4 separate regions of the Mus musculus genome follow, and all the other regions are linked to region 4. The links are chromatin loops, found by intact Hi-C in ENCODE. Cell type or tissue: heart. All regions are shown on one strand.

Region 1 (5,000 bases), 180 kb before region 4:
ATGACAGTGAACACATATTACAGAAAAGGGGACAGGGTCAGGTGAAAATTTACAGTGTAATCCCAGCTATCAGGAGAATGAGATAAAAGTTAAGGCTAGTCTGGACTATATAAGGAGTCTCTTTCAAATAAAAATTAAAGAGACTAAAACTTAGAACATTAAAATTCTTCATTAAGTACTATGTAATGTTTTACACACATTTTTATGTCTAAAAGGATCTCCAGACGCAGTGAAGAAAAAAGCAAGGGAGAAAAATGCTTTCACCACCATGCATCCGGTTTTCATTCACACACATGTAGGGTGCACATACAGGCACTAGTATTTATATATGTATGCATTTCTAAGAAGGAAATAAATCAAGGAAAATAATCACAAAACAGAAACATTTCTAGGGGCAGTGGCATGAAATCCAAATGGGACCGATTCTGGGACTTCTGCTTTTTTGTATTTAATTCTTACAATGATAACATTCATTTAAAAACATTAAAACGCACACCTAGGCGTCCTTTAAGCAATTTACAGCCAGTAGTATTGGCTGTAATGAGATTTCATTTCTTTCTATTTTTGTTGTTAGTAAAAAAAAAAAAAAAAATGACAGCAACAAATCGCTTCACTTGGCAAAGAAATGACAGAGTTGGGGGGAGGAGGCACTTTGAAGAAACAGGACTTTTTAGTTGACTCTGGCATGACCCAACACACTCAACAAAACTCACGGTACACAGAACGAAAAAGGTGGAACCCTGCGTCCACAGTCCTGAAGGTTGTTTTTAGAAAGCTTAACTAAGAAACAGAAAATGCCAAGTGTGTTTTCCAGGGGTGGGAACAGGAACGTGAAACCTTACACCACCTAAAAGAGGTCTACGGGACTGACAGCAGGCTGGACCTGGGAAGGCGCGGGGGTGGGGAGGGCTCCGCGATCTCTTTTAGGTTTGGGCTAAGCGCCACGGTTTACAGCGAGCCCGGCTGGGGTGTCAAGTCCCTGAGGGTGGTCAACAGCGTCTCTCTCGGGCGACATCTAACCCCTTGCGGAAGCCGAAGAAGAAGGTGGACAAGCAACACCTTGAGGTCTTCGGCTGAGCGGGGACAGCTCCGGAGAAAAGCAAAAGCGCCAACTTTGGCGTTCAACGTGGCATCTCCGTAAGGCTCGCGGAGTCTTCTCCGGAGTCCCAGCCCACGAGCGACCCCAACACCTTTCCGGGCTTAGTGCCGCCTCCCCACGGCCCGGCTCTCCGAGGGAAGCCCAGCTTGAGCCGCGCCTGGCAGCTTGCAAAGGGGACCCCGACCTTAGGAGGAGCGGGCGCGGATCGCCGTCATCCCACCTGAGACCTAGCCTGCGGGGCGCCCCGGTCGGGGCTCGGTCCGGTCGCCAACAGCCCCGGCGGCGCCCCCTCCCCCACCTCTGGGCGGCGACCTCAGCGCCGCCGCCCCGGGGCCCCCGCTCACCCAGGTAGCGGCTCCTCAGCCGGGACGGGTCCTCCAGCCCAAGGGACCTTTTCCTCACGTCCCACAACAGGTGCGGGCAGGAGCCACTCCGAGCCATGGCTCCGCAGGGGCTGGGGTGGGAAAGGGGAGACCACCGCGGGGGGTGGGGAGGGGAAGAGAGGGAGGGGACAGGCCGATCAACACCCGAGCGGCACCAGCACCATGCGCGCGCCCCGGGGCCTCGCCGGCGCCGCGACTCAGAGGGCGGCAGCCACGGCCGCGCCTTCTCCCCGGGAGCGGAGAGGTACCCGGGCCACGGCTCGCCTCATACTCTCCTCAGACTACCCAGAACATCTAGAGATCGGCAACAGTCCCCTCCCTCGACCCCCCTCCCGCGGGAGGCGGAGGCGAAGGCGGAGGCGGCCGCGAGCTCCTCCCTCTCCTCCCTAGACCACGCCCCCTCCCGGCCCTTCTCGCGAGAGGATGCACACGGGCAACAGAAGCCGCTGTGCGTCACGATTGCCCTCACCCTAGGAGAGGAGCTTGAGGGCGCTCTAGCCTACTCCTTAATGGATTGGAGAGGCATGACGGAAGCCGCTGAGGTTGTCTTGCTCACGCCTCTCGAGTCAAAGGAAAAAACCGGGCGTGATGACCCATGCATGCAATCCCAGCAGTCGGGAGGCTGGACCATAGCGAGATCCAAGCCAGCCTGGGGTACACAGCGAAGACACCGACTCAAAAACAATAAGTAAATAAGAGGAAGTCCGACAGGTATCCAGCGTCATCTTCAGTTCGGGAGAGGGAAGCCCAGAAAGCTTATTAGTCAAAGTGAGGGACCGGGCGGAAGTGCGGCTTCAGGTTCCCCTCTCCAACATGGCCTCCAGGGCCGGAAGGAGATGATTTCTGGCCACGCCTCTTCCGCTCTGTGAGGCCAGCCAATTAGAGCAGGCCGTTAAGCTTGCGCAACGCCTCGCCCGCCTAGCTCTAGCGGCCCCAGCACGGCGACCTCTGTAGCACCTGTTGCCATGACTCCTCCCCCTCGGTCTCCCCAACCCGCTCGCAGGAGGCGGGCCGGGGCGGGCTTTTGCTGAGCTCCGCCCCCCTGAGCCTTTGCGGGACTCGGCCTCTAGGTGCTTCACCTCTGGCTGCCAGAGCCGGGGAAGGGCGCCCTAGGGCAGAGGCGGACGCCCCAGCGCTGCAGAGAGAAAGTGACGAGCCGCCCTTCGTTGTCAGCCAGGAACGCGGACACAGCGGCGCTCCCACCCTGCTGCTGTCGATCCCTAGGCCGCCGCGATGGCAGCTGCCGGCGCCCGAGGCCTGCGGGCCACCTACCACCGACTCATGGATAAAGTGGAGTTGTTGCTGCCAAAGAAATTGAGGCCGCTTTACAACCACCCGGCAGGTAATGAATCCTGAACGGCTCGCACGGAGATCGTTCCTCTCCCTCCGAAACCGGGACATTAGAGGCCCTGTGACAGTTGAGTTGCTACCGGAATCCCAGAGCCCTCATCTCGCCACTGAAGGGAATCCATCAATTCTCCTAGTCTTTCACCTTGTTTCATCTTAGGTCTCTTTCCAAAAACCGAGTATCAGCACCCAGTGCCCTTGTTGACTTTTGATGTCTTCGCTCCCTTAAACACTGCTCACACTCCCGACCTCTCCTCCAGACTTGAACCTTACTTAACTCCTGAGAGCCACGAAGGGGTCTTGGGCCACCATGAAACCCTCCTTCTCCTCCCCTTTCTCCCTCCGTGAATTTCTAACGCACACGTGGGGTAGAGCTGAAAAGGTGTCTGTCTGGTCTCAGCAGAGGGTTTGGAGTAAAGGTCATACTTTAGTTCCTCTTGGCAGAGGCCTGCTAAGTGAGCCCTCCCCAAAATTGGACGCTCCCCACCCCCATCCCCTTCCCCTTCCCGGTTCAGTCAATGTCAACCTGGTTCCATAGACCCAGTATAATAAGCCAGTCATTATGCAATCACTGACCAGGTTATATCTGTGTTTTATGTGGGCAGATATGAATACAGTTCTGTTCCACCGCTCACCAAGATGTGACCTTGGGCAAAATTCTATACCTCTGTCTTAATTCATATAAAATGTATTCAGTGTGAAAATCAAAAATAACATATGCTTGATTCTTTGAGGATGTTAGCTGTCACAAGTACTGGATAAGAATTCTTGTAGTTAAAATAATTCTTTAAGAAACTGGAAGGCCCCTGTCCCTCTAGCTCTTTATCACAGTTATTAAATTAGTTTATTTCTAATACAAAATGGGTGATAGTAATACTTGGGTGAGGACTAAAATCTGATTATATTATGAAGTCTTTCAAGCATAAAATTGAGCAAATAGAAAAATTTACTCACAGTGGAAAAATGGAGTTGCTAACAAAAAAGTGAACTTTGCCTTTACATAGATTAAATCCATAGTCTACAATTGATATTAGAAAGATTTAGTTCTGTTTGTTTCTTTGTTTGTTTGAGACAGCGTCTCTGTATAGCCCAGTCTGTCCTGGAATTCAGCTCTATAGACCAGGCTGGCCTTCAACTCAGAAATCCACCTGCCTCTGCCTCCCAAGTGCTGGGATTAAAGGTGTGGGCCACCATGCCCAGAGGAAGGTTTAGTTCTAAGGGATGAGGCAGTTCTCTAGAGCCTGGGCTGGTTATTAAATCTGGTGTCCACTCTAATAACAGAATGGTCTATACCTCTGCATAGATGGTAATTTTAACACTTAATGGCATTACTGCAGTATGAAAACCATTATAAAACTTGTTTTAAGGAACTTTATTGATGAAGTTTGTTTAGTTACCTATTAGTTTTTACATTTTTCTGCTTTGTTATGTTTTATGGCAGAGATTTTCAGAAGATAATAATTTGACAATCTATGTAATGATCAGAATGTTACAAAATCAACTGAGGTCTTTGGCAATTCTTACCCTCCAGCTTTGGAGTGAGGACAGTGTGGAGCAGGCTCAGTTTTAAAGCACTTAAGCTAACAGAGAATTGGAAAGTAGTCTTTTGTTGATCTTTTTCAAGACCCTGGCTTTTAGCCACTTGTAATTATTGTTTATAGTACTTAAACTGTACAGAGTATTTTGTGCATTTCATCCGGAAGTCTTTGGGTTAATTCTGTTTTAAGTGTAATAAAAGGAACACAGAGTTGGAAGACAGAGGCAGGTTAAATCTTGACTTTAACGAATTCCCCAAACCTTAGGAATCTTTTTGTTTGGTTAGTTGGTTATTTGTTTTGTGTTTTGTTTTTGGTTTGGTTTGGTTTTCAAGGCAAGATATCTCTGTGCAGCCCTGGCTGTCCTGGAATTAGCTCTGTAGATCAGGATGGCTTCAAACTCAGAGATCTGCCTACCTCTCCCTCCTGGGTGCTATGATTGAAAGTGTGAGCCCTCACTGCCTGGGTGCAAATCTTTTAAAATTAAAAATGATTGTGAAAAATTAAATGATTGTAATATCTGTAAAGCATGTACAAAAGTATTTGTTTTACAAATCAGAACGAACTTTCTCTTCCAAATAAAGGGTTTAGGGCTTTTGATGTTGTTATTGTGTTGTTTGTTTGTTTTTGAGACAA
Region 2 (5,000 bases), 95 kb after region 4:
CCTCAATTGAGAATTCTTTGTTTAGCTCTGAACCCCATTTTTAATGGGGTTATTTGAATTTCTGGAGTCCAGCTTCTTGAGCTCTTTGTATATATTGGATATCAGTCCCCTATCAGATTTAGGATTGGTAAAAATCCTTTCCCAATCTGTTGGTGGCCTTTTTGTCTTATTGACAGTGTCTTTTGCCTTACAAAAGCTTTACAATTTTATGAGGACTCATTTGTCAATTCTTGATCTTACTGTGCAAGCCATTGCTGTTCTGTTTAGGAAAAAAATTCCTTAATTTTTTATTCCTGGTACCACTACCACAATTTACAGGACAATATGCCTGATGTAATGAAGAGAAAGGTACTGTTGTACCAGATAAAAGGCCTCGGGGATATACATCTAATTGACACTACATTGCATTAATAAACAGCTGCACATTTTGCAAACTACACTATGATAGACCTAAGCTTCCTGTTTAAGTTGCAGTGATGTTTCTGACTATGGATCATCGCTCCCTCTGTGGCAGACTTTTACAGTTCCTCTAAGGCATGCGGAACAACTATCTCAAAGTAACCTATGGCTTTCCTGACAACCCCTCACTTTCTCTCCTGCTAAGAACTATAGCCCTTTTCTACTGTTTGTAAAACCTTCTGCTACCAAGTCCACCACTTCTACCATCAGACCTATAGCCACTGCCATGGGGACTGCCTGAGCTTCTTCCACCAAAACTAACCCACCCCTGGATCCGTGCCATTATCCACTCTAAGTTCCAAAGTCATTATAGTTCCTACCACCACCACCACCACCACCACAGTCACCTCCACCAAAGTTCCCTCCATTGTAACCGTTACATCCTCCTCCACCACCTCGGTCTCCATATCCTGGTCCACCACCATTGCCTCCTCTACTATTGTAACCATGACCACCACCACAGTTACCACCATCACCTTCAAATCCTTTATATCCACCATCACCACTTCTGTAACTACCTCTGCAGCCACCATCTCTGCCACCATAGCCTCCTCTTCCACCAAAGTTTCCACCAAGACCAAAATTGCCTCCAAAGTTTCCTCACTGACCCACAAAGTTGCCACATCCTCCTCCCCAACCCTCTACGATCCTGCAGACTGCATCTCTCCTTCGCAATTATGCCCATTGACAGACTCTTTGTGGTCAGCAGGTGCATCTCTTGTTTAGAAACAGCTCTTTCCACTTCACAATTACACCCATTGACAGTGTGGTATTTCTGAACAATTTTATCAACTCTGCCATGATCATCAAAAGTTACAAAAGCAAATCCTCTTTTTTTCCCCACTCTTTGACTTCTATGATGTAGATGGCTTCTGCCATACTTTTCAAAGTAGTCTCTTAGATTATACTCTTCTGTATTTTCCTTTATACTACCAACATTTTCTTTCACTGTTCAACAAGTACCATGGCTTTTGGCCTCTCTAGAAATGGCGCCTCGGTTCCACCCCAGTCATCAGCTTTGGGAGGGGGGTGGGGGGAACACTCACCGCAGCATCAAGAGATAAGGTCAGGAGCCTTAAGCCTCTGGAACGTCTTGTTGGGGATTCCTCATTATCACACAGTCTCTAATAGTGCCCCGTTTCTCAAAATGTTCTCTTAAGTTATTTGTGGTTCCGAAGCTCAGACCACCAAAAAACAGCTTTCTCAGCTGCTCTGGTTCCTTTGGATCATGGCCTCCATTTTGAGTCCAGACGTGCCTCTTCCAACGCGAATTCCCCTGTTGGTTTTCTTTGGTCCAGTAAAATCCGTGCAGTAGAACACAACCCACTCACTTGCTTAACGGTGGTTGAGTTCACTGGCCCTCTGTGTTCTGAGTCCCTGGCAGGTATGACGTGCTGTGACCCGATGCTTCGGATGGATACTTGTGTGGGCCCACCACAGCATCATGGGATGACACTTCCATTTTAAAGGTTTATTTATTTTTATTTTATGTTTATGAGTGGTTTGACTACCTATGTATGGATACCTTACGCATGTAGTGCTTGCAGAAACCAGACGAGGTTATCAGATCCTCTGGAACCCTCCATGTGGATACTGGGAATCAAACTTGAGTCTCGGCCAGAGCAAAAAGTGCTTTTAACTGCTGAGCCATCCGTACAGCTCCAATACTTCCGTTTTAAGCCAAGAAATATTCTAGGTCGTTTATCTTTTATTCTAGTTTAGATCCTGAAACTGATGTTTTGACAATACTGGTTCTGTCTCTGCACAGACGTCCTTGTTTGGGGAGGCTCCAGCTACAGTCTGGACTGGAGTGTCGAAACATGCCTCACTGCGGAAACCTGCGACTCTGAGACAGCAAACTTCTCCCATCCATGAGTTCACAGATCATTTGCAAGACTGTTGCAAGCTATAGAAACAGCGCCCTCTTGTGACCAGAGCATGCCACACAGTCTCCAGAGAAAGACGCTTCAGTCTTAGAACTGTGGCGATCTCTGCCCCCACAACTCACTCTCATTTTTCTTCCCTTCTCTCTTCCTGTATTTATTTTGAGGCAAGGTCTTGCTGTATAAATATAGAACTCACAAAATAACTCAGGCCGATCTCAGATTCAAACTCATTATCCTCTTGCCTCAGCCTCCAAAGAGCCAGGATCATAGGTTTGCCCCAAGTCTGGCATCCCTCTGTTTCAACAGTGTTCAAAGTAAGACTGGTGACGTAATTCCGAAGCAAGGTTCATTAAAGCATCCGAGAGAGCAGTCAGTCAATCCCAGGGAGGCTACTGTCTCCCTGTTTCCAAAGTAGAGTCTAGACCTGCTTAAAATGTTTAAATGAGCGAGCCACACATTCTCAGGAAATCCATCAAACAAAGATTTATTTCTCTTGACTGGGCTTTTGATAAACGTGACAGAATGCAAACATGCAATCTCTTGATAAAGGCCCTGCTGCTGACAAACAGTAAGATTGCTGTCCTTTAAATAAATGAGAAGGACGAAGGGACAAAACAGCTCAGAAGGTTTAAAAAAAAAAAAAAGGTCCTTGCTGTCGGAGCCTGAAGACCTGGGTTGAGGACCCAGTTTCAACACCTGGTGATCCCATGTTAAACGTTAGAGACAGAAGCCCTCATCTGTAACCCCAACGTTCCGTTTGAGAGATGAGAGCTGGTGACAGAGCTGGCTGGAAGCTCTTAGGCCAGCTAGCTAGGAGTACTCAGCTTCACTCCATCAGAGAACATAAGACAGAGCCTGCATCGATAAGGTGGAAGGAGAGAGCTGTCTCCCCAAAGCTCTCCTCTCGCCGGTCGCGTGCGCTGGCATTTGAGAAAATTATTTACCTAGATGCATGACTCACAGTGCCAACTTCAGAAGAAGAAAACTCAACAGAAGGAGAAAACTAGGCCCAAATCTCCTGTTGGTGCTACTGGAATCTTTTGATACCTCATCTCACAATGTAGCCCAGGCTCGCCTCGAACTTGATAGCCTCCTGCTTAGCCTCTCAGAGAGCTGTAGCTACAGATGCTCCCAGCACGCCTGGCTTCCAAGTCCCTTTGAGAAAAAGAGTCAGTGAATCCTGTAGCTCGTGAAAGAAAGGGAGACATCAAAGGGATTCTCAAACAGCAGTGTTCTGGGACAGCCTTTATTTATTATAGATGCAGCCTCACCCACAGATCTGACGCCATTAATCTGGGCCTGAGGAATCCACCCCCTCCAGAAGGAAGCTGAATTTTCAATAACTGCTCAGGGAATAGTTTAGAAAGGGGATGTTGCCACAGCAAGTCTGTGATGATTTGAGCAGGGTAGAGAAGTGAGATCAGATGCCATTGCTCACAAGGACAAACATCTCCGAGCAAAACGCCTTGATATATGTTTATTTTAAGCTGTGGTTTCTTTCTTTTTAAAAATAGACTATCTTTTATTTATTCTTTGACAATATCATACATGTAAACAATGTATCTTGGTTGTATACATTCTCCCCCCTTCCTTCTCACTACCCCTAGGCATCAGGCACCCCAGCACACCCCCTCCCTACTTCAAGTCCTTTTTAAAAAACTATTGTCTGTAAGAACCAATGTGATTTTAGAGCAAATTGAAGCCACCAGATCCGTTAGGAGTTTATGTGGCCTTGTGTGGTTTGGAAAGCATCGATTGCCTAAGACAAAGGTTCCTCCTTCCTTTTTTGTTACCATATGTGCTGTGCTGTTCAATCTACAAAGAGAGTAGCCTTCGTTTGGGCTACTGCTTAAGATTAGACTCTCTTTGATTAGACCATTCTCTTGTAGACAAGACTTGTTTCAGATTGGACTAGCATCTGATTAGGACAGGAGAGATCAAAACTCTTGTGAGTGAAATGGACCCACTCTTGGAAAATGACCCCAGGAGTTCATTGTTCTTTATTATGCAGCACCTGTTTTTATGTTATGTGTATGAGGGCTCCCCTACATGTGTGTATGTGCACTACATACATACTATGTGCATACCTGGTAACCTCAGTTCAGAAGAGAGCTTCGGAGTCCCTAGAACTGGAGGTAAAATTGGTGTGGTCACCACGCAGATGCTGGAAACTGAACCCAGGTCCTCTGCAAGAGCAGCAAATGCTCTTAACCACCGAGGCACCTCGGAAGGTCTTCCCATGGAGCTTTCTGTTTTCACGGTGCTTCCATATTGATGCCCGTAGCAGGAGGTGATTTTTGTTGTTGTATGATGTTCCTCTCGGTGAAAATGTCCCTCTTGCTGAGGAAAGTTGAGCAGGTTCTACTCGGTCATATTCTGTTTTTTTTTTCTACTACAAAGGCTGAGCAAAGCCCTCTCTAGAATGCTATTCGAATTATGAGGACAACTAGGTCTAAGTATAGAAGATAATTGCAAATTGTTTTCCTCAGTGGCCAAGCCCATTTACATTCTCACAATGATGCAGGATACAAGGTTGGCATTTGGTCTAGTCAGACTGTCATCTTTCCCTCCTGCTGGGCCCAAAGCCCCTGCTCTTATTTCTGTAATTCAGGGTATTGGCTTGGTGTCTTTCCACAGTAGCCTCACTCTGAATTT
Region 3 (5,000 bases), 250 kb before region 4:
TTGTGACTAGAAGGAAAAATTCAGCAGAAAAGGCAATAATGGCACAGGAAAAGAAGTGACTCTGGGGAGGCAGGGGACCAGGAGTCTTTCCCTGGGAAGCTGGAAAGGCAGGCTTCAAACTGATCTGGCCAGGTGTAAGAGGAGGAGTTACATTTCTTCCAGGCAACCTACATGTGCGCATTAGGAAGTTGAAGTGGTCCAGAAAATGAGTGTTTCCGCTCTTCACTGCGATGAAGCTTGCAGCTTATGGAGGGGAGAAGGGCAAGCCAGAGTACTTTAAAAGCCAGGAAAGGGCAAAATAAACACGCAAAGGCGCTGAGAGGAAGAGTGCTCTGAAGTGTTCACTGAGATTTGTGGTGCGACGTTCACCATCATCGCCAGAGGATTCAGGTGTAGACTACGGACCCTGAAACACTGCAGCAAGTTTTCAGTCTCACTGCCTGTGGCCAAGTACTCACAATGACAAAGGAAGGTGTAAACGCGCACATGAAGAGGTATCCGCAGCAGGCTGAGCACAGAGAACAGTCATATCCACATGTCCAGCTTTACACGACGTGCTGACAGACACCACAGCTCTAGACTGACATTCCCACCTACCACAGTCTCACAATGGACAATTCCCAGGGTCTATTAAGCCGTCTAGACTTGGATGGGCTTTGGTAAGCACAGAATGATCAGAAAAGAAAACAAAAACATTTCGTCCTTCCAGATGAGATGTCAGGCTGTAGGATGATGGAAGGGTTACTGCCGAAACAGCTGTAAGTGTAATCTATAGCTCACACCAAATCATTCTCCTCAGAACTGGTACTCTTTTAGACCCGGGAAAATATTCTACCATAGTGTGTAAAAGTTAAGCAACATTCTCAATCTACTAATTCAAAAACAATCCCTTTCTTTAAAATTTTTATGGACAAAGGTACCAAATAATATTCAAACAATGATCATTTGGCCGTCACAAAAGCATTCTTCAGCGCTTAGTCTATCAGACCTAAAAGGCGTTCAGCAGCTTAAACCTGGTATAAAAATGCACAGCACAGCTAAGAAAAAACATTTCTTAAAAGGCTCCAAGAATATTTAACTCACAAATGTATTTAAGAAACAATTGGAACTAGTTAAGATTCAATACAACTTACAACTAGTCTACAGAGTCTTTTTAGCTAAGTTTTCTCAATAACTTAGAATTGCTTACAGACTTTCAGAATATTTGCAATAACACTAGCACTTTTAAAAAATCCCGATCTTGAACCTTACAGAGGACCTGGATTCAGTTCCTAGCAGCTGCGTGGGGGCTCAAAACTGGGCTAACTCCAGGCCAAGGAGGCTGATGTTCTCTTCTGGCCTCCTCAGGCACAAAGTGCAAATGTGCATGGGCAGGCAATATAGACACAGAAAACAAAAGTAAGTATTTTAAAGTTTTTCTTATCTTTACTAATTTCACTAGTTTGGGTCTACTTTCAACTCCTTTGACCCTGTTTCTCAAAGCATTCCAAGTATTTTATTTTCCCTCAAGCTGAAATGCCATGTGAAATGTGAAAGAGATGGCTTTCTAATTCGGCTTTAGCTTACTGTTTTGATAAACTATACACAGTGTTAACAGTTATGCAGCTAACTCTATTATTCCCATAGAAAGTGAATATTAATTATCAAAAATGAAAGATAATGATCAAACTACTTAATTCAAATACCCCATTATCTGGGATCTAGCATCGGTGACAACTTGGAGGTGAAGCTGTTAGGAAACTGTCAGAGGTCTTACTTTAGGTACCAGCATTAATACTAACTATATTCCTTGATACTATTTTTGTTCTGTATTAAGTAAAATGCCTCCTTAGAAGAATTTAAAAATAATAGACAAATGATTTTTACTATATTTAAAAGTACACAGTTAAAATTTCAAGTAGACTATATATTTACTGAAATTATTGTAAATAGTATATTCCATAGTTGGGGTGGGAAAAACATGAGAAGTTACTGTACTGAGAGAAAAATGTGTTAACAGATTTTATGAACTGATATTTTTGACTAACATCAAGTACTATAAAGATAAAGAATTAGTAAGATAATTCTTTTTCATAAATATAGTAGGAAAATAATTCTTCTGGCAAAGTATACTACATTTTTGAGAAGGGACCACTGCAGGTTCACTATTTTCAATATACTCAAAGTACTTAATAATTTGAAGAAAAATTGAAAATATAAATACAATGGAAATAATAATAATGAAATATATTTTCTTGTCATTTTAATAGAGATCTAGAACAGTATTTTGGTTAATAATGGTTTGTAAAATAATCTTTCAGTGTATTACACTATGTCAAAATACTACCTGCTATTACCTTAAATAAAATTACCTTATATAAATTAAAGATTCACTATTTGTAAAAATTCATGAAAACTAGACACGCTTGAATTTTGTGTTTAAGTTTGCTTGTATATTAAAAATGATTTTGGTTACTTATTCCAGCAAGAAGTTACTGTGATTTACAATCTTTCAGAACAGACTAGGTGTTCCTCGGTGTTCAGAGATCAGCACATGAACTTGAAGAATAGCATCCTCACCTGACTGATGATGTGCATGGTGTCCAGACGCCTCAACAGACTGCCTCGGTTCACTGTCTGGGCAAGACAGCAACGAGCTGGAACGAGGGCTTTCTATGGCGGCTGTGGCTGCCTGAGCCTGAACTGGATCTGTAGAGGATGTAGAAGGCTGAAGAAGTGCAGCTGGCATGTCTACATCCATTGCAGTTTCACACACTTCCAAATTAGGACTTGATGGAACCGTAGGAAGAGTTGAAACATCTGGCTGATTTGTTCCACCTTCAAAAAAGCACATGTTAAAGCAAACCCAAGTTTCTAAAAGATCTATTCATTTTAAATTACATGTGAGTGATCTGGTGACATGAACCTAGGTGCCTGCAGAGGGCAGAAGAGGATTCGGGATCTCCATAACTGGAGTTTCTGACAGTTGTGAACAGCCATGTGGATTCTGGGAACTGAACTCAGCTCACCTTCAAGAGCAGTGAGTGTTCTTACCAACTCTTAATTGCTCTTGATCCATCTTCTCCAGCCTCAAACTCAAATTTCAAATGCAAAAAATAAACACAAAACAAACCTCTACAGAAATATTCTGAAAACACACAGCAACATAAAATTTCAGTGTTCTAGTCAGTCTATGTCAACTTGACACAAGCTAGAGGCTGACAAAAAGGGAGCTTCCGTTGAGAACATGCTTCCATACGAGCTAGCTACAAGGCGTTTTCTTCACTAGTGATTGATGGAGAGGGTCCAGCCCATTGTTGGTGGTGTCATCCCTGGGCCACTGGTCCTGGTATTTTAAGAAAACAGGCCGAGCAAGCTAAGAAGGGCAAGCTAGTAAGCAGCACTCCTCTGTAGCCACTGCATCAGCTCCTGCCTCCAGGTTCCTGCTCTGTTTGAGTTCCTGTCCTGTCTTCCTTCAAGGATGAACAGTGATACTAAAGAGTAAGCCGAATAAACCCTTTCCTCCCCTGATTGCTTTTGGTTATCACAGCACTAGAAGCCCTAACTAACACACTCAGTGTATCAGTTATGGCCACTGGTGGTTTGGTCCACTTAATCAAACAGTCTAATCAACAGGGATAAGAATAAATGACATATTCTTGTGAAAATAATCAATCTTGGGCCAGAATGATGGTTAAGCAGGTAAGGAAACTTGCTGACAAGCCGGACTGAGTTTGGAAACTGACCTCCACATACACACTCACACATATATACCAAGTTGTTTTCTGACCCCCACATGCATACTCACACATATACACACATCAAAGAGATAGATGAAAAATTTTAAATAATTACTTTTTCTAATTATATACATACACTTATCTTTAAAGCTTTGCAGACTTCCAATTTTCAAAGTGTATTGATTGGAAAGGGACTTAAAATTAAAAATCTTTTGTTTTGTGTATTTTGAAATTTTGGGTCTAGTGGAATCAGAAGAGAGTTATGACTACATTGGTTACAAAATGCAGTTCGGTTATCAGTTAGATAATATCAACAAAAACTATCTACCAGCTGGGTGTAGTGATGCACAACTTTAATCTCAGGACTCAGGAGGCAAAGGCAGAAGATCTGAGTTCAAGGCCAGCCTCGTCTATAGTACATGTTCTAGGACAGCCGAGCTACACAGAGAAACCTTGTCTTGAGATGCAAATAAATAAAGTAAAATAAAATAACACGCGGACCAGCCACACAAAATCCAAAAACAAAAAAGAAAAAGCAGTTTTGCCCTAAGCAGTTTTACCAGCTCTCTAGTGATTTAACCAGTAAGACAAATTACCTCTGGGCCGAGGTCTTCCTCTTCCTCTGTTGCTTTGTGCAACTTCACTTGCTTCTTCAAACCACCTTGATAACATATCAGACATTCTCTGCATCAGTGACACATTGGGACTTTGCTCTCCTATTACAACATAAATTTTATCAGTAAGTTTAGCAAAAAGTCAGGATCTTTAAATAATACAAAAACCTAGATCTGTAGATCTGAAGGCCTAGAAATCTAAAATTCTAGAAATTAAAAATTAAATTGCCTAAGTAATTTTACATGAACAGATAAAAAGTTATCAGAGTCCCATCACATTTTATAATAATTACATGAGTAAGTACCCATGGGTCTCCTCTCCATCTATGCCTGTTCCTAGGTAACTTTATATCTCCCACTCTTGCTCCATCACTTGTCTATTTACACTTAGAAATGTGCTCTGGGAGGAGCTTATGAACTCCAAGTGGAATAAATTGAAGGAAAGGCTTGCTCTCTCACTACATTATCAAACACAGACATAAAATAACCTTGGGTCTTTAATTTCCCTAAAACAATTCTTGTTACTGTAAAGTTCCAGGTATTTGATGAGATTAAGTCATTCAGGGCTGTATGGCCTCAGATAGTTGCAACTAGCTGACGGAAAATGTATTTTGTCTTTTCAGTGTTACATGTTTTCTTAGTTCAAACAAATATATTTGTTTGCTTT
Region 4 (5,000 bases):
GAAAACATATTGGGATTCTCGCTTCAGAATCTGGATTAAGCTCTGTTTTCTTTCCACAGCCTCACAGTTCTCCCTCTTTCTATCCTGCTCCTGATGGATATGCCTCTAGGCATAGCGCTCCGTGTGGCTGGGATAAAATGTCCCTCCAGCTTCAGACTCCCTGAACACTAAAACCATCCACATCCTGTTTCACAAGGACTTCATCCTAAGGAAGGAAGTGCCCCAGGACTGGACTACAGGCCGCCCTGGTTGGTTTTATATTGCTATGATAGATACCATGACCAAAAGCCTACCGTCTATTGAGGGAAGCCAAGGCAAGAACTCATGGAACCTGGAGGCAGGAACAGAGCCAGCGACCATGGAGGAATACTGCTGAAGGGCTTGCTCCTCACGGCTCATTCACATCTGTTTTCTTCTACCACCCAGGACCACGTGCCTAGGGGTGACACTGCTCAAAGGGGGCTGGGCCTCCTCAGAGCGATCATTAATAAGGTCAAGCCTCGCAGACGTGCCCACAAGCCAATCTGATGGAGGCAATTCCTCAACTGAGGTTCCCTCTTTTTAGGTGACTCTGGTTTCTGTCAAATTGACGAGCGCAAACCAGCACGGACGCATCACATTCCTTCTACCAAGACAGGAAGCTTTTCCACCAGAAGGCATCCGCTACTATGAATCTTTCTATCATCAGTCTCGTCCGTCACTGCTACGATAGATAAATGAGATGGTCTAGTATCTGGAATGTAGAGAGAAAAGGACAAAACTCCTTAGCTGGCCATGGTGGCTCACACTTGTAATAGCAGTGTGCAGGAGAACAAGGCCAGTGTGGCTGCAAAGGTCTGAGGATGTTCTAAGTTCCAGCGGGCTGCCCTGGATGGGGAGAAGATGCTAACTGCTAGCTCTGGTGAATTCAAGAAGAAATGGACAGCATAGACTTTTAGTTTGTAAATACTAAGGGATTACGTTGTTTTAGTAATAACCGCTTCTTCCTTTAGGAAGTAGAGGTTTCTTTGGTGTCGGGGCACATTTTTTTTTCTCCCAGTTAGATTTTCATGAATAAACTATCCTGGCATCCAGAACTCATTAATATTTTAAAGAGTATTCTCAGAGTTCCTGCCTGGAGCCCTAAGAATTAAAGACTCAAGTTAGGACAGTTTCAAATAAAACAAAGGGCGGAGCCTGCATGCTAGAATCCCAGTGCTGTAATTTTTCTAGTGTCAAACCCTAGGGGGAAATTTTTTGACAATCAGGGTGAGGAACCACTGTGTGCCAAATGCTTGCTGGCTGAATGAGCAAGGTGCACTGTTGGACGCCAAGGACAGGACATGACTGAGTCTGTTGAGGATAGCCCACTGCCTGTTATTTCCTACCCCTTTAGCTATTTGGTAGGATGGTGATTCTCAATTATGCTTCCTCAGAGTACCAAAGTGTATATTGATAAGGAATTTGGGACAAATTGTAGTCACTTAGAATTACTGAATATTATCCTAAATGTCTATCATAAGCATCAAAGAGAAATGTTTAAAGACTTAATATAGTTAAGAAGCTATGACTTTTTTTTTTTTTAAATACAGAACCAAGGAGCCAGGCTCTTCTTCATATTGTTTCAATTTTAGCAAACAGTGTGAACTGCTGAAGAAACCACAGGCTGTGACTTCTTCATTGCTAAGGATCATGGGCAATCAGACCACAACTACACAATTAGTTGCCACTTAAACAATAGATTTAAGTTTGGTATTGGGTATTTCGCCCCCCAAGAAATTATGGGAGTCAAGTGTTGCAACTCAGGCCCGGTTTGATGAATGCTTTTAAATAAATTAAATTAAAAATATAAAAATCACAGCCATTGCGAGGCAGAATTCGGTGGGGTTCTGTGAGTTGTGTCCAGCCTGGTCTACATAGTGAGTTCCAGACTACTGAAGATTGTATAGTGAGACTATACTCTAGTAAAGTATCGGCTTTAGTATGTCAAAGGATTCCTCCATGCCCATGAAATTTGGAGTTTGGAATTTACCAAAAACCTGAACAGCTTTACGGACAGGTGGGGATTTGAAGAGGAGTGCTTTAAAATATGTCATGCCAAGGAATGGACGATTTCATCGAACCCGCCAAGTGTGAAATAGTGCAACATTGAAAACCCAGTAACTGGCATTTGCCCAGGGAATGTTGTCACACATAGCTTATTAGCCACAAAAACAGATTTCAGGTTTTCAAGATAATAGGTCAGCATTAAACTAGTAATGATATCGTTGCGCTTTCTGGCTCACTTAATTGTCAAAGAATAAAACAGAGAAAAGGGAAAATTAAAATTGTAACATATAAACCAAAGAAAATAAACGGTACTATATATGAATGATCACACGGGGGCGCCAGCTAAGAATTTCAATAGACCTTTATGATGACAGGAGAACCAGCTACACATCGGCTCGTTGGTCTAGGGGTATGATTCTCGCTTAGGGTGCGAGAGGTCCCGGGTTCAAATCCCGGACGAGCCCTGTAGCTTTTTAATTTTTCTTTTTTTTTGGTTGATACGTTAATGCACAGAAACCTAAAATTGTTCCTGAAAATCAAACAACAAAAACACCAAGCACACTTTACACTAAAGTAACAATAAAAGGAATAACGTGGAAGCATAAAAGTTTTCCAGTCACGTCCTTTGCCTCGCTTAATCCGATCGAAGCGCGAGTGTAGGGACCGGGGAGCTTGGTAGTTTGCAGCCGGGTTTAAACCACCGTGCCTGGGCTTCTCCGTCGTGAAGCGGGGCTGCGGCTTCCAGGGATCCTGGAACGTCGCAGTGCCAATCCCCGACACTCATGCCACGTGTGTGAGCGTCCGTCCGGGTCTCCCAGGTTTCTTCATTGGGAGTGTGTTTCAGTGCCCTGCCCTGCTGACCCACACGGAGGTCAGCTGGTCCTTAGCTTTTGAAAATAAAATAGATGGACAGCCGAGTTCAGAATAGTTTCACTGGGATCTTTGGATGAGATGCGTGAGAAAAATGAAACAACTTTAATTTTCAATATGTAAATTTTTTTCACGAAAAGAAAAAAAAAAGTAAAACCAGGGCTCGTCCGGGATTTGAACCCGGGACCTCTCGCACCCGAAGCGAGAATCATACCCCTAGACCAACGAGCCGCTCTCGGTGACGACGCTCTCAGGGCCTCCCTTAAGGCTTCCGCGGGGCTGACCTGGTCCGGAAACCATCTCGCGCGAACAGTTCTTTTGGTTCCGAGGCTCTGGGGCCCGGAACCCCTTCCCGCCGGGCCGAAGAAGGCCGGGAGGACGCGCCTTTGCCCAGAGGACGGCTCTGGAGCCGGATTGCGGGTGCCGCCCGCTCACAGCGGAACCGAGCTGGGTTCGCCGACGGGCATCCGGTCCTCGGCCACCGCCGGGAACCGGCTTGGAAGGGATCAGGCCGGAAGAGAATCAGTGCCTGAGGCCCGGAGCGCGGCGAGGGAAGGGAACGCGCCGCAGCCTTGCTCAGGGGACGAAATCTTGGGGTACTAGGAGCAGTGATCTTCCCCGAAATTCCAACTTATTAAGTAAGCAGTTTGTACTGAAGCCATTTGATGCTCAGTCCCTGAACCACTCCTGTTGTCCCCTTGTGCAATGGAAGGGACAGAGGTCCAGAGACCTTGTGGAGTTCCCGGAAGGACCCCCGCGCTCCTGGAAGGAGGACCATAGGGGCTGGAGCGGGGAGACGGACTGGGGTGGGGTGGGGGAGTGGGGGCACAATGGCAGTGAGGCAGATCTCCCTCCGGCAAATCTGAGCCTTAGGTCCTACTGTCCGGCCCAGCAGTACTCCTTACTCCAGGGTCTGAGGCTGGTCTCTGTCCCCAGCCAGGCGTCGAAACTGGGCTAGCCTTAGTCCCTGCTCTCTCCTACCAACCTTCACGCCTCACCATGCTTAATGCATTAGGGTAGGATTGTAGCCATTCCGCGTTTTCAAATCCTTTCTTCCATCCTCAGGCTACCATGGATTCAGTGCATATGTCCTTTGTCCTGTATCCTGGTCCGACTTCTCAGAGAGTCCAGCTGGCGTGTTTGTCCTCTCATTGGCTCGTGCCAGCCTCTCGGCTCCTCCTCCTCCATCCCCCCCACCCCCCCATGCTACCAAACTTCTCTGTATCTCAAGTCCCTATATTTAAGGCCAACCTGGGCTATATGAGCTCCTGTTTCAAAACTAACTATTTATTATTATTATTATTAATTATTTTAATTATTACTCCAAAATCCACACACAAAGTTTATTGAAACAGGTCAGGAAGTGCAAGTCTGAAGCATGTTGACACCGATAAACAACAAAGGTCGATCAGCAAATAAATCATTTTGCTGGCTACTGCTCTACTAAGGCTCAACAAACAAAATAGATACATATGAAAATGGTCATGAATAATATTAAGTGACCCATTTGGTAAACTTACGTACATCTTGTATGCAAACCTAAAGAAAGTGCACCTGGGACTATTTCTGTGTAAAAGCCATAATGACAAGCATGTTACCATCACAGAGGCAGAGCAGGTGGATCTGCGTGAATTTCAGGGCAGCCAAGGCTACACACTGAGATCCTGTCTTGAAAAAAAAAAAGTCACATTGAAATAATAACAGTCTTACAAACCGGTCTCTCAAGAAAATATCCTAGTGAGTCTTGTTAGAAACGCCCTGTTCACCATTAGTCATTTCTGTTTTAACTGGAAATAGTTCTGCCCGTGTGGGTTTTGGAATCCTTGCTTCTGGTACTTTCATTGCGTAACTAGCATTCTCCACTGTGGTCAAGACCCTGCTTCATTCAAGATACATAGTTTCTTTAGAAAACTGGGGTGTCCCAGTGCACCAATGAAAAAGAATCACCATCATCCTGGCATTAAAAACTGGCTTCATTTGGGGAGAGGGGGGGTGCCCATGTCCTGCACTGTTAATACACATCTATAGGGATTCTCCCGTTAATCCAGCTACTCCCAGCATAACTAGCATTGGCTTTCGGTCTCCCAAAGTGCTTATCCTAA

What was found. A loop is a pair of places that touch in the nucleus more often than their neighbours do. Peaks named below come from ENCODE experiments on the same cell type or tissue, not always from the same donor. Only the 100,000 strongest peaks of a DNase experiment are listed, where the experiment ranks them.
Region 1: it touches region 4 in a loop (3-fold over the local background); 15 of 42 quality-filtered maps call a loop at or near these places.
Region 2: it touches region 4 in a loop (5-fold over the local background); 6 of 42 quality-filtered maps call a loop at or near these places.
Region 3: it touches region 4 in a loop (2.5-fold over the local background); 6 of 42 quality-filtered maps call a loop at or near these places.

The regions. Positions count from the first base shown.
Region 1 is chr1:165,458,688-165,463,687 of GRCm38, forward strand. Dcaf6 (DDB1 and CUL4 associated factor 6) reads right to left here and starts at 1,776. Exons shown (of 19, transcript NM_028759.1): 1 at 1,444-1,776. The coding sequence starts at 1,540. Mpc2 (mitochondrial pyruvate carrier 2) reads left to right here and starts at 2,573. Exons shown (of 5, transcript NM_027430.3): 1 at 2,573-2,824. The coding sequence starts at 2,716. In heart, CTCF peaks have their summits at 1,030, 1,924 and 2,554; DNase peaks (open chromatin) are centred at 964, 1,864, 2,474 and 3,154; H3K4me3 peaks cover 3,723 bases; H3K27ac peaks cover 2,966 bases.
Region 2 is chr1:165,733,969-165,738,968 of GRCm38, forward strand. No RefSeq gene overlaps it. Among named protein-coding and RNA genes, the nearest start is that of Gm46168, 15 kb to the right of the region's middle. In heart, a CTCF peak has its summit at 2,390 (motif pointing left); a DNase peak (open chromatin) is centred at 2,343; H3K27ac peaks cover 708 bases.
Region 3 is chr1:165,386,099-165,391,098 of GRCm38, forward strand. It overlaps Dcaf6 (DDB1 and CUL4 associated factor 6), which reads right to left. Exons shown (of 19, transcript NM_028759.1): 9 at 4,316-4,435; 10 at 2,560-2,817. Among named protein-coding and RNA genes, the nearest start is that of Dcaf6, 72 kb to the right of the region's middle. In heart, a CTCF peak has its summit at 2,911 (motif pointing right); no DNase peak of the experiment used is centred here.
Region 4 is chr1:165,639,214-165,644,213 of GRCm38, forward strand. It overlaps n-TPagg2 (a tRNA gene), which reads left to right and starts at 2,421; the gene lies at 2,421-2,492. It overlaps n-TPcgg2 (a tRNA gene), which reads right to left and starts at 3,129; the gene lies at 3,058-3,129. It also overlaps the pseudogene Gm18407. In heart, a CTCF peak has its summit at 2,358 (motif pointing right); DNase peaks (open chromatin) are centred at 2,438, 2,798, 3,308 and 4,008; H3K4me3 peaks cover 2,897 bases; H3K27ac peaks cover 2,019 bases.